2 separate regions of the Homo sapiens genome follow, and region 2 is linked to region 1. The links are chromatin contacts, found by Hi-C in ENCODE. All regions are on one chromosome and are shown on one strand. The core of a region is the stretch at or near the end of the contact, and the rest is flanking DNA. Distances in the headings are between cores, read along the strand shown. Region 1 has its middle 82 kb from the start of NAMPT-AS1. Region 2 has its middle 27 kb from the start of NAMPT-AS1.

The links. Hi-C counts contacts between places; a loop is a spot of excess contacts on that map. Pooled maps may share reads with other maps.
Region 2: a loop to region 1 is called in a map of body of pancreas, with 4 times the contacts of the local background. The contact joins two enhancer-like sites. A Hi-C loop is called at or near these places in 3 of 168 maps with a recorded cell type or tissue (Right ventricle myocardium superior, body of pancreas and psoas muscle) and 5 of 50 pooled maps.

What each region holds. Positions count from the first base shown.
Region 1 is chr7:106,363,491-106,370,027 of GRCh38, forward strand. No RefSeq gene overlaps it. Among named protein-coding and RNA genes, the nearest start is that of NAMPT-AS1, 82 kb to the left of the region's middle. Within about 2 kb of position 1,926, at least 5 of the 41 ENCODE cell types and tissues checked have a DNase peak (open chromatin) inside an H3K27ac peak, as active enhancers do.
Region 2 is chr7:106,308,598-106,315,548 of GRCh38, forward strand. It overlaps the pseudogene LARP1BP2. Among named protein-coding and RNA genes, the nearest start is that of NAMPT-AS1, 27 kb to the left of the region's middle. RefSeq lists a silencer at 4,837-4,976. Within about 2 kb of position 4,939, at least 5 of the 41 ENCODE cell types and tissues checked have a DNase peak (open chromatin) inside an H3K27ac peak, as active enhancers do.

The sequences.
Region 1 (6,537 bases), core at 676-3,175:
CATTACACGAAAATTAACTCAAGATAGATTAAAGACTTAAACCTAAGACCTAAAACCATAAAAACCCTAGAACAAAACCTAGGCAATACCATTCAGGACATTGGCATGGGCAAAGACTTCATGTCTAAAACACCAATAGCAATGGCAACAAAAGCCAAAATGGGATTTAATTAAACTAAAGAGCTTCTGCACAGAAAAAGAAACTATCATCAGAGTGAACAGGCAACCTACAAAATGGGAGAAATGTTTTGCAATCTATCCATCTGACAAAGGGCTAATATCCAGAATCTATAAAGAACTTAAAGAAATTTACAAGAAAAAAAACAAACAACCCCATGAAAAAGTGAGCAAAGGATATGAACAGACACTTCTCAAAAGAAGACATTTATGCAGCCAAGAAACATATGAAAAAAAGCTCATCATCACTGGTCATTAGAGAAATGCAAATCAAAACCACAATGAGATACCATCTCACGCCACTTACAATGGCGATCATTAAAAAGTCGGGAAACAACAGATGCTGGAGAGGATGTGGAGAATTAGGAATGCTTTACTCTGTTGGTGGGAGCATAAATTAGTTCAACCATTGTGGAAGACAGTGTGGTGATTCCTCAAGGATCTAGAACTAGAAATACCATTTGACCCAGCAATCCCATTTCCCAAAGGGTTATAAATCATTCTACTATAAAAACACATGAACACGTATGTTTATTGTGGCACTATTCACAATAGCAAAGACTTGGAACCAACCCAAATGTCCATCAGTGATAGACTGGATAAAGAAAATGTGGCACATATATACCATGGAATACTATGCAGCCATAAGGGAGGATGAGTTCATGTCCTTTGCAGGGACATGGATGAAGCTGGAAACCATCGTTCTCAGCAAACTAACACACGAACAGAAAACCAAACATTGCACGTTCTCACTCATAAGTGGGAGTTGAATAATGAGAACACGTGGACACAGGGAGGGGACCATCACACACCGGGGGCCTGTCAGGGGGTGAGGGGCTAGAGGAAGGATAGCATTAGGAGAAATACCTAATGTAGGTGACGGGTTGTTGAGTGCAGCAAACCACCATGGCACATGTATACCTATGTAACAAAACTGTATGTTCTGCACATGTACCCCAGAACTTAAAGTATAATAAAAAATTAATAAAGAAGGTCAGTTATATCATGTTTAACAGGATCAGCAGCAGCTTTGTAAGTGACTTTACAGAGACTAATAAGGGATTTGATCTTTCTTTTTTGTTATCGAGGCTTTTGAAATGTGGAACTTGTGTATTCTGCTTTGTTTATTTATTATCTTTTCAGACTCAGTCTATATTTTATGCTGAGTTTTGAAAATGAAATACTTTATGTGAACCGGCAAAACTGGTACCAAAGGGAAACATTAACCATTTGGAAGAACATTTCTGTAAGGGGAACAGGTGACAATATACACGTGTGCTAACTGTAAAATGAGCATCTTAATCCTTAAAGCAAATCAGAATTGAATACGAATAATCTTTTCGTCAATGAAATAAACACAGCTCTTTGAGGATTTGAGACTACATTTACCCTTTATTCATAGTCGCTTACAGTTTTGCTTTTCTCTGCATTTCTCTGCTGTAAGATGACTGTTGCATTGTTGAATTGTATTTTGAGTGGATATTTTTGTTTGGTAATAATTAAAATTTTAAATTGTAAAAAAAAAAGAAATGTAAACCAGCCTGAGTTCAATTATTTACAGCCTCTCACATCAGGTGAGATGGCGCACTCCTAAGTTGAAGACAGTGTTCCAGGGCAAGTCAATCAGATATCAAAAGCATGATTTCTGCAGACCTGAGACCATGTCTTCTGCATATTCCAATTTCACTTTCAGAAACTGCCAAGTCACAAGCCACGTCTACTAAGGGAATGACACAACATTATGAAACCTCCACCATAGCATGAGCAAGTCAAACAGGTTTCTTACATAATAAAAGCTTTGCCATCTCACCCAGGGCTTGACTCCTTGTCAGCCCCTCCACCCCCAGAAAAAAACACTGAGATATTTGGACAGCTGGGTGTGACCCAAGCTTGGGGCATGGGGCAATGTTCAGGTCAAGGAAGTGGGAGGCCAACTTTACCATGGCTTAGAGGCCCTGGAATATGTCGGATACAAAGGAGAGGAAATGCTTAGAGACCCCTGGTTCCAACTCCATCAGAGTGTACTTGGGGAAGTTCTGGGTCTAGACCTATCTCGATCCTGTGGAACTGCAGAACTCACTAATCTCCTGGAATTTTCTGAACTGTCTTCAGCTCTCTATCAGGTCATAAGGGTTGGAGCTTCTCCCTAAGGACTTTCCCAATGCCCAGAACTAAGAGAAGCTGCATGTAGAGCTTTCACCCACAATAAACAACTTGCATAACAGGGCAGGTCTAAATTTCCTGAAGGAAGGAAGAACCAAGGGCCAAGAAAGATACAGATAAGTTTTCCAGCTGGAAAAGAAATATCCTTCTATGCCAGACTAAGGCAAAAACAAACTAAAAATTTACCCAAACCTTTCCACACAAACATTTCACTCATTTTTCATTCTGAACTGCTAGGATAATCATAGGGCACTCATATTACATGTGAGGTCTGGGTGAAAAGAGCTAATCAGTTCTATAAAATATATGATCTCTCTCCAGGTACAGTGGCTCATGCCTGTAATCCCAACAATTTGGGAGGCCAAGGCAGGTGGATCACTTGAGCCCAGGAGTTCAAAACCAGCCTGGGCAACATAGTGAAACCCTACCTCTGAAAAAAAAAAAAAAATTAGCTGTGGTGGCATGCACCTGTAGTTCTAGCTACTTGGGAGAAGTGGGAAGATCACCTGAGCCTTGGGAGGTTGAGGCTGCAATAAGCCATGATTGCACCAGCCTGGGTGAAATATATACATGATCTCTCTACTTTCCTGAGTCTTCTTATTCAAATGAAACTGGCTCTTAGTCCGGACGGATCACTTCTGATATATGATCTAAAATGATGAGTGTTTTTATGTTGGGAAAATTAATCAGGATGTTATTTTTGACATCGCATTGAAAGAGACAGAATTTAAGACATATCAAGAAGGCAAATAACTCCATTTTACAAGAGTTTGCTTTTGCAGTTTTAGTGGAAGGAGCGTTACTGAACAGGTGGATTTCTATCTCAATAATGAGAACTCATATCCAATATTATCCTTGGCATTTTGAACACATTATCTCTAACTTTCACAACAAATCTGCAAGTTAGTCATTATTGTCCATTGCAGGGATGAAGAAACCTGGGTTCAGAAAGGTAACTTTGGCTAGGAAGGGAGAGGTGGACTGGGGACAGGCCTGCTACCTCAAAGCACCAACTCTTTAACTCTTTTCATTACACCATGATGTTTTTCCCTAAAGGAAAGAAATAAGTCTAGACTGAAAGCATCTTCTGGTTTAGGTAATTCAGATTAGACCCAATCCTTCCTTAGAAACTTAACCCAACCCCTTGCCAAATGGTAGGTAGTTTGGAGATGAAATCACACTACCTTTAAGGGTCAAAGTGTCATGTTTTATACATTTTTGGTTTTTTTTTCCCCTCTTGCTTCAGTGCAATAAATCACAGCAGTTCAGGCGTAAAATTACCTGCAATTTGTGAGCAGGTCTTAGACGCATGCTGTTGAGAGCAGTGCCCAGCCCACCCAGGCTTTGCACTGAAGGATCTAGTCCAGAGAAGCTCCACAGAGAGTCTACTGCCCTCTTCAGGGATAGTTCCTGTATTTACACAGTCTTTCCTTTTGTGCAAAAAGAGCCAACTCATGGGCTAACCAGCAGCCATTCTCTTCCTGCTCAGTCTATCAACGGGTAAACTCCTGGAGGGCAGGATCTAGATTTGATTTATCTTTGCTTCTCCCATGCAACACTTGCCTGAGCTCTGCTGGCTTCTGGGGCTCTTTTGCTCCAACAAGTGATGCTACACACCAGGAGGTGAAGTTCACCAAGTAATTCATACATCCCTGTTCTCAAGAAACTGATACTCTAAAGAGGTAATATAAAACCATCAGGAAAAAAAAACAGCTAATGTTTGAATCTGGGGATATAAGTGTTAACTTGTATGTGTGCCAGAGTCCTCAGGACGCCTCATGCAAGAGGAGAAACTTGGAGAATGGATAGGATTGGGGTAGGTGGGAGGCATGGTGGATGAGGGGAGCAAACACAGGAAGTAGAGGGCAGAGGAAATTATGGTAGGTGGAGGAAATAGCATCTCTCTCAGCATTACTGGTGCTTTCTTTCTACTAGCCCTCTTTAGTCATAACCATTCATGTTGGGCCTCTCCACAAGTTTCCATTGTATTTCCCTGTCTTTGTACAGGAGCCCTGATGATGTGGAGGGGAAGCAGTCTGTAGTCCCGTGACTAGGTCTCAGTCTGCTAGTGACACTGTGAGTCAGGGCTGTGGCCTTCCCAGGTGCTTCTGTTTTTCCCCGTTAGGTTAGACAGGATAGCTACAGGGTGCTGGAGTTGCGTATTTCCATTCCCCTAGGTCAGTTAGGCTCTACCAGAACCCCAGCTGGTTAGGTTCTGGAAAGTAGCTTCCCTTGAGGGAGACCCCATTAGAAGAACAGAATGCTCTGGCATATTTCAAAATGGTGACTTTCTCCTGATGTACAGGGAGTTTTGCTCAGATCTTCACTGATAATCTGGTGGCATTCCTGGAGGTAGCACTCGCAGAGTTGTGGGGCACCCCCTTAAGATTGGCTCCTACTGGAGTTTTCACCTCCCAAACTTGTCCACACTGAGCCTTCAGCAATACATCAATATGGTTTAGTATTGGTACCTGGCTCCCACAGAGGTTTCTTCTCTGGTAAACTGTGACTTTCTGTATTCACCTGTCTGCCTCTCCCTAATTTTGGGAGCATTGGTTTGCCCTGTGACCTCAGTTCTCTGTTGGATCTAAGAAAACTTGTTGAGTTTCAGTCTGTTCAGCCTTTTTGTTGTTCTGAGTACCAGAGTGATGACTCCCAGACTCCTTTTATGCTGCACTTGAAAGCAGCACTTTCCTGCAGTGTGTTCTGCAAAACATGAGTTTATCTATAGAGTTCTACACAAGGTTAGAGTTCAACAGCAGCAGGGGCCCATGTTCAAGGAGCTTTGAGAAATAGAGGTGTCTTTACAGCAGCTCTTTTCAGTGCCTTTATTATATCAATATGTATTTAATTACACTTTATGGGACAATCGATTGCATTGTTTCCTAAATGGATTTGACCATGAAGTTCTTTTGGGGAAGAGTGTTTCAGAAAACCATCTTCCTCAGAATTGGGGAAATGCTGCCTTACAGTTTTTCTAAATACCTTCTCCTTGCCTGAGGTTGCTGCTTCTTTGTGGGCCAGTTGACATAATCAGTCCTATCTATGTTCATTCATCCACAGATACTTACTAACTCTCCATTACGTGCCTGGCAGTGTGATAGGTCTGATGGGGGATACTAAGTGTTTAAGACATGGTAGCTTTTAGATTTACAGTCTGGTATGGAAAGTAAGACAGACATGCACAGAAATAACTAGTTCTGGAGACTTCAAAGAAAGAAAGGCTCCCTTAATATTTCTACTATTTACAAAAGGTGAATCAAATTAGAGAACCAAAACAGAAAATAATTTTTTTAAATGAAAGCTGTTTACTTTCCACATTTCACTGAGGTGCCAAGTTGGCTTCAAGAGTGAAAAAGTCTTGTAGATCAGGTTTCTTGGCAGAACATCAGTCTGTACAACACTGCCCACGACCTGCCATCTTGTTCACCGACCCGTGCTCATCGCAACATCTCCTCACGGAGTTTCCAGGGGTCTCGGTGGACAGCATCAGCAGGCAGGAAATAAAGGGCTGGGTGGACTCACCCAACCAAAATCTTGTTTTCGGCAAGTGTTAGGGCTTTGTGGAGAAGTGATGCGGGATCTGTGGCACCATCCACCTGTCAGCCTCTTGTCTGCCTTTTGGACAGAGCCTTTCCTTTCCTGGCTAAAGGACTCATCCTTTCAGAACATGCCTCCAGCTTCTAATGATGAACAATACAAGAAAACAAAAGACAGCTGCCTTGGCTCCAGGCACAAGCATCCAGAAGGAACCAAAAACTGGCAATGAGTCACCAGCTCGTGAATTACCAAGAAAAGTGGTTTTTGTATGCAGGCAGGCAGTTTAGTGCAACCTGAGAGAGCTCAGAAGATGCTGCCCCAGCTCTTCCCCTGCTTGGCCCTCACTCAGTTGCAACTGGGCCTGAAATCCACCCTCAGGCAGGCATTTTTTATTTTCTCAAGCAGTTTTTCTCTGAAAGTCATCTTTTTTAAAAGCAAATACTTAAGGGGGGGAGGATGTAATTTTAATGCTATAGTCTTCTCATGGCTGTTATCAAGTGGCAACATTTTGGGATAAAAGGAACAAAAGACAAATCATTTTATCTTATTCCTCAGTTTCTTTGTTTGTAAAATAAGGGATGAAATAAGAAAGTTCTAAGTTATGTTCCCACTTTATGACTCATTATCACTCCCAGAATTGAAACAGCATGAAGGCAC
Region 2 (6,951 bases), core at 3,689-6,188, 52 kb before region 1:
AAAAATCTAAGAAAAAGACAATGTGAGATAAAAGACTGGACTAACCCAGTAACAAAGTACTTATGATTCTTATAATCTGTTTTTTTTTTTTTTTAACAAAGGAAATCTCAGAATGACATTTGTACCTCAGGCCTAGAAAGCAATACATCCAAATTAAAAGTCAGTGTTCTTCAAGAAGAAGAAAAATGGAATGAATTTCATGTAATATCTAGCATGAGTAAGAGGCTTGACTCCATTTGTAACCGGGTCTCACTCTGTTGCCCAGGCTGGAGTGTAGTGGCACAATCATGGCTCACTGCAACCTTGACCTCCTGGCCTCAAGCTATTCTCTGACCTCAGACTCCTGAGTGGCTGGGACCACAGGTGTATGGACCTCCTGGGCTCAAGTGATCCTCCCACCTTGACCTCCCAAAGTGCTAGAATTATAGGCATGAGCCACCATACGCAGTGGAAGATATTTCTTCTCAAAACAAACAAACAAAAAACTAGATGCAATCAGAACTACCAGAAAAACAAAGACCTACACAAAAAAGTCAGAATCTAAATATGCAATTTAAATATGCATAATGACTTTCAAAAATTGAGAGAGAAGAAGAAAGAAGAATCCATTTGACCTCAACTCCAAAACATTCTTCTTTGAGTGGCACAGGGGTTGTGATGTTGGCACTATACAAAAGAAACGGCACACTTCACCATGACTGTGCTTCTTCTCTATAGAAGGTCATTGCTCCTGAAGAGCAGCTCATCCCTTCCACAAAGCTTACCCTGGAAATTCTGGCAACTACTCCTTCTGTAGTTACTTCTGGCCTAGAGATTGCCAACCATGGCTGAATCACCATACCTTGCTGGTTTCCCTTAACCCTGCTCACACTTTTGTAAAACATCCTTCATGAAACTCTCTTCAATCACCTCTCTTGAGAGTATCTGTCAGTACACTGACACCATGAGGAAGAAAGTGAGACAGTGCTTTAAATTCCACCCAGTGATGACTGCAGGCCATGAGGTCATGGGAGATGAGAAACATGCATCAGGCCCCATGTCCTTAGGCCTCTCATAGTGTGCTCATCTTGTTGTGGCACATATGATTCCAATGTGTGTGTTTATAGGTACAAATGATTCCTAAACACAAACATACTATTACTACCTTAGACTTAAGTGAATAAACAGAAAGCAGTTCTCATAGTCAGATGTATTAGTCCATTTTTACATTGCTATAAAGAACTACCTGAGATTGGATAATTTATAAAGAAAAGAGTTTTAATCAACTTACAGTTCTGTGTGGCTGGGAAGGCCTCAGGAAACTTACAATCATGGTACAAAGTGAAGGGGAAGCAAGGCATGTCTTACATGGTGGCAGGAGAAGGAGAGTGAAGGGAAGTGCCACACTTTTCAACCATCAGTTCTTGTGAGCCCTCACTCACTATTAGAAAAACAGCATGGAGAAAACTGCCCCCATGATCTAATCACCTCCTACCAGGTCCCTCCTGTATTACAATTCAAGATGAGATTTAGGTGAAGACACAGAGCCAAACCTTATAATCACAATTAAAGCATTTAGTACTGTGATACAAGCTACTAGAAGGCTCCTTTTCTACATCTTGGCAAACAGAGAAGGCTACATCCATCCCTGTTCATCCCCAGCTTGGAGCCCTTCTGCAGGCTGTGCACAGGCTCCCCCATCACATGCAATGGTCCTGCGTCTCTCTGTGCCAGAGGAAAAATTGGTTATGTTGGACTTACTGAGCAACTATTCAGTCTTGAACTTTATAGACTGAGAAAATAAAATGTTGAACCACAGCCAAACCTTCCAAATCAATCTTCTCATGTTGGGTTATGAGAAGGGACTTGTTAGATGTTTCTGTGCGATACCAACACATCTCAGCAAAAGCCCAATCCAGACACCAGGCTCACTGACTGATGATTGAACTTTCCAGTTTTTATGAAAACACCTGTGTTTGTCCATTTTGCATTGCTAAAAAGGAATACTTGAGGTTGGGTAATTTATAAAGAAAAGGGGTTTATTTGGTTCATGGTTCTGTAAGCTGTACGAACATGGCTCCAGCATCTGCTTGGCTTCTGGGAAGACCTCAGAGAAGCTTTTACTCATGGTGGAAGGCAAAGGGAGGGCAGGCTTGGCACATAGTGAGACAGGGAGCAAGGGCAATTCCAGGCTTTTAGACAATCAGATCTCACGGTAACTAGTAAGAGTGAGAACACACTCATTACCATGTGGCGGCCCCAAGCCATTAATGAGGGACCCACTCTCATGACCCAAACACCTCCAACTAGGCCCTACCTCCAATACTGGAGATCACATTTCAACATGAGATTTGGAGGGGATAAATATCCAAAACTACATCAACACCTCTCTTGGTGCTGAAGACCACCCTTGCCTCTTGCCCTCTCAGATCCCACTTCCACGTTGGTATCCCTTCCCTCACTTGGTCAGCATCAAGGCCTTTCTACGTCTGCCTCACCCCTAGCCCAGGGGTAGCCACGCTGCACACATCAGCTTCTTCTAACCCTGCTTTCAAGTGCACATTTAAATTAGTGGCTCAGTTGTGAAGTAGGCAACACAGATTTCCAGGCTCCCCATTCTGCGTCATTTTCCCCTTTCTTTCTGGCTTCTCCCCCATATCAAGCTTCCAAGGTCTTTTTGTTTGGAAACATACCAATGCTACCCAAAGGATGTTTTTTTCAATTATTTATATTTGATCTGAAGGTCCATTCTAGTAAGGATAAGTCCTCACATTAAATGCATACAATTTGCCTGTGGGACTTTGGTATGGTTATGGCTGTCATACATTCTCCCTTCTTAGCCCAGTGTGGGTGTGCCCAGACTCCACTACTGGTTGCTGATAGAGCACCATTCTCTTTCTCAATTTAAAGCAATTAAAGAGCCCATTTCTACCCAGCACCACTCTGGTGTTGTGGCCCAGTCTATGACCCTTAATCCTATTTTACCAATAGGTGAAACCACAATAATAGCTAGCATTTTCTCAGTGCTTTACATTTATTAATTTATATATTACTTATACAAGTTATATGTAACTTACACTTGGTAGTTATACAAGGTAGATTCTATTATCCTAATTTTACAGGTGATAAAATTGAGGTACAGAAAGGCTACATACTTGTTTAAAGTCAGTAAGAGGTGGTAGGTTTCAAACCCACTCAATCTGGCTTCACAGTCCATATACTGGCACTCGATAAATGCCACATATCCTCTGGGCCAAGCTTAAATATCGCCCTTTCGGTTCTTTTTCTGCCTTATACGATGGGACAAATCTCTACCCTCTGCACCCTCATTAACCTGTACATGCCTCTATAGTAGTCCTCATCTCATTGCACAGGGTTATTTTACAAGAATGCTTTCTAGTTAGATGTGCCTTGAAGGTGAGACCATGCTTCCTTTTGGTATCTCAGTACAGTGCATGGCAGGCTATATAAATTCTACAAATGTTGGCTGAATAAATCAAACTTTTCCTGGTTCCTTCCGCATCCTTCAAAACTCCTATTCTATATCTCTTTCTAATAGGTTGCTGTATGATTTGTACATTTTTTCTTTAAATCAATGCATCAGTATCAATGGCTGATTAGAGTTCAAGTTTTGATGGGGAACTTTAATGCCTTAATAGGATATAATAGCTAAGGGTGGGAGGTTTAGGCACTGTGATACAATGGCAGGGGAGAGATTCGTCATCAGCTGGTATGAGCCTGAGGCTAAAATCTTACCTTGTAACTGGCTATTCGTTCTGTCCATTCTTAGGGCATAACTTGGTTACAATAACTGGAAGTTAGTGAATTTATTTCCTTTTCGTAAAATGAGAGATTTGAACCAAATGATGTCAGTGTTCCTCTTCAGCTCAAAATTCTGTATTTGTAGGAAATTATAGAAGTAAATAAATATATTTTGAGAAGCTGATAAAAATAGGTGGAATTAATGCAGGAGTTTCTAGGAAATTGTATAAAATGTTAGTGGTAAAAGTGTCATCTGAAACTACTTGGAAAGAAATGTATTTACAGAGTTAGGTATGTGCAAAATTAAATATTTACAAGGCTATGTGTAAGCATTAAAGTAAAAACATGGTTCCGAATATGGTAAGGATGAAGAACTTGATTTCATAATAAATACTGAATTACTATACTTCCTTCTTGGGAACACCAGCCAAGGGTTAGAAATTTTAAGGATAAAGCCATTTTAAAAATTATTGCTAGAAAGTTTTCATTTTACAAAAATTACCTAATTTGCTGTTCATACCAAGATAGAGTTTGTGTTTATATAAACAACATAAATTTAAATTAGATTTTTAAAAAAGTTCTTAATTGGTAGTGTAAGGTCCCCTCTGTGCATCTTCTAAGTGGTTTACATGGAAATATTCTTGAAAAAGCCCAAATAGATGAATAGTTGCCACAGCCTTGCAGTGCTATGCAATTCAAGTTTTAAGAAGATTTGAAAAAAGATAGGGTGGGAGAAGGAAACAGACATTCATTAAGTATGTCGACCAGTCATGTTCCAAGCATTGTGCTGGGTAGTTTACATATGCTGTTCCATTTAACATGCACAGTCACTTTGCCTGGTGTTTATACCATCCCCACTTAAAAATTTAGAGACTAAGTCTGTTCCTTCTTCCTAATGCTACTGTTTATTTCCTTTCTTTTCTCTTGAACACGGGCATTTTATGTTTTTAGGACAAGTTATTCTAAATAATAAAAAGAGCAACAACCGCTGTTTATTGGGCATTTTCTATGTACTAGGCATTGTGACAAACATTTTACAAAAATTTCATAATTTACTCTTTATACCAATCCTTTGAGGTGGGGATTACTTCACAAGAACAGAGAGATTAGATACCTTGTGCTGAATTACATGTCTAGCAAGCAGTGGAGTGGGGTTTGAAACTGGAACCATTGACTCCAGCCGCTCTACACTAGTGTCTCTGTGGTTTCCATGTGGTCCACTCAATACTGTGATGAGCTGGTTCACAGGAATGTCAATAAGAAAGAAAAATAATGATGTAAATAACAAAGTATGTCATGAAAACCATTTAATGTTGGTTAATTAAATTATACAACATCTGTGGAGCTGGAAAAGAAAAATTTCAGGTTTTACAAATAGTGCCTAATAAAACAATTGAAAACACAGTAAGCATGATTTTATCAGAGTTGAAAGTACACAAAGTGCACACAAAAATTCAGAAGTACCTTTAGTCCACGTTGTATTTTCTTCCTGTTTAGTCACTTCCTTTAGGGAAATATTGACAAATCCCTTACAGCCCCCCATTTAAAACAGTTTAACCAGTAGATTCTTGAAATTCTGAACAGGGTCTTTAGTGATTAATTAATTGAATGCTTTTTATATTCGATTCTTATTCTCTCTGTGAGGCACAGCTCTAATGTTTATAAACCTAACTTTGTTCAACCCCCAATAAAGATAGGTTGGCCTAGTATACACGGAAATAGGATGTCTTACATTGAAAGTGCCTTTATTATGTACATTTTATGCTGTTCTTTTCTTTCAATTTCTCTTTCTCCAGCTTTTCTCTTATACAGTTCCTTAAACTTACTTCTCCATTCTTCTTTCTGGTTTTTCTCAAATCTTTGTTCACTTCCTCAAAAATAAAACTGAAGTCATTCTCCAAGGGTTCTTTCTGGTCCTGTGTCTGTACTTCCACCTTAGAGTCAGTAGTCTCTTATGTAAGTTTCCGTATCCTGACTCTAACTTCCCTGAACAAGCTCTTAACTTTCTCCTTTCTCTCTCTCCTTTTCTTATTTTTTTTTTGTTGTTATCAATTGTCTTTGATAGAAGTTTGTCTTTTTAAAAAACATTTTTATTCCACTCTCCTTGTCCTTTAATTGCTTCTGCCCATTTGGTTGGCAAGACTGAATAGCCCATTTCTGCTTCTCGTTTTCTGTATGCTTCAAATTAAAGAAAGTGTTAATTTTAAACCTGATCCCCTTTCTGTCAATCTCCTCTTCTCCCAAGAATGGAGGCTTGGCTTCTATTGGCTTATGGTACCCTTGTTTCTTCCTGGGTGATTATAGAATAATGGGCATCAGATTGACCTGGAGAATTTTCCCATATGTCTGATCTTCCCATTTCTTTTACATCTACTCTGATATCCTGGGAATAGGGTGGTATAGGGGGTGAACAGCAGACACAAGGTTTTTTTGACAAAGCTCCATGTGATTTTCCTGCTGAGACCTTCTCTCTTCCAGCCTACCACTGATTGGGATCCTCTACTCCAGAAGCTCCTACTTCCTGGGTAAGACATAGATACATGTGTTTAAGGCAGGATTCTGCCAGTTGATGAATGAGCCATCAGTTTAGCAAGCAGTGAGCGGAGTGCTTTAGGGGGCAAGATGTGAGTGGTGCATGAAAGGGATCATATGCCTCTTTTCCATTTGCTACCAGGAAATTCATGTAGGGTTGAGCCAAGATTCATTCTATTATTAAGTTGGTGCAAATGTAATTGCGGTTTTTGTTATTAAAAAAATGGCAAAAATTACAATTACTTTGCATTAACTGAATACAATCAATAGTAATTCTTCATACTGCATTTCTGCATACTTACTTAAATTTCAAGTGAAAAACACACACACAAAATGTTGTTCTGAGTTCACATAGCCTTTGGTTTGCATACAGAGTCTGCCCTAAATTCTCCAAGAATTGGAAGTCCACTGCGTCCAAAGAAATATACTGAAACAAATAATCTTCAGGCAATGCCTAGAGATGTGTCTACCAGTTTCTCTGACTTGGACTAGAGCCTTGGATAAAAGTAAAAAAGAGACATTGTCCATTTCCAGTGAAATTGAAGGACTCAACACCAGTATCTGATGATGTATCAAGTCAACTATATCCTCCAGAAGAACAGGAAGAACTTGATTTTTTATTTGATGAACAGACGCAACAAATAGAAGAAAAAGAAACACATTTACTGATTGGTCTCG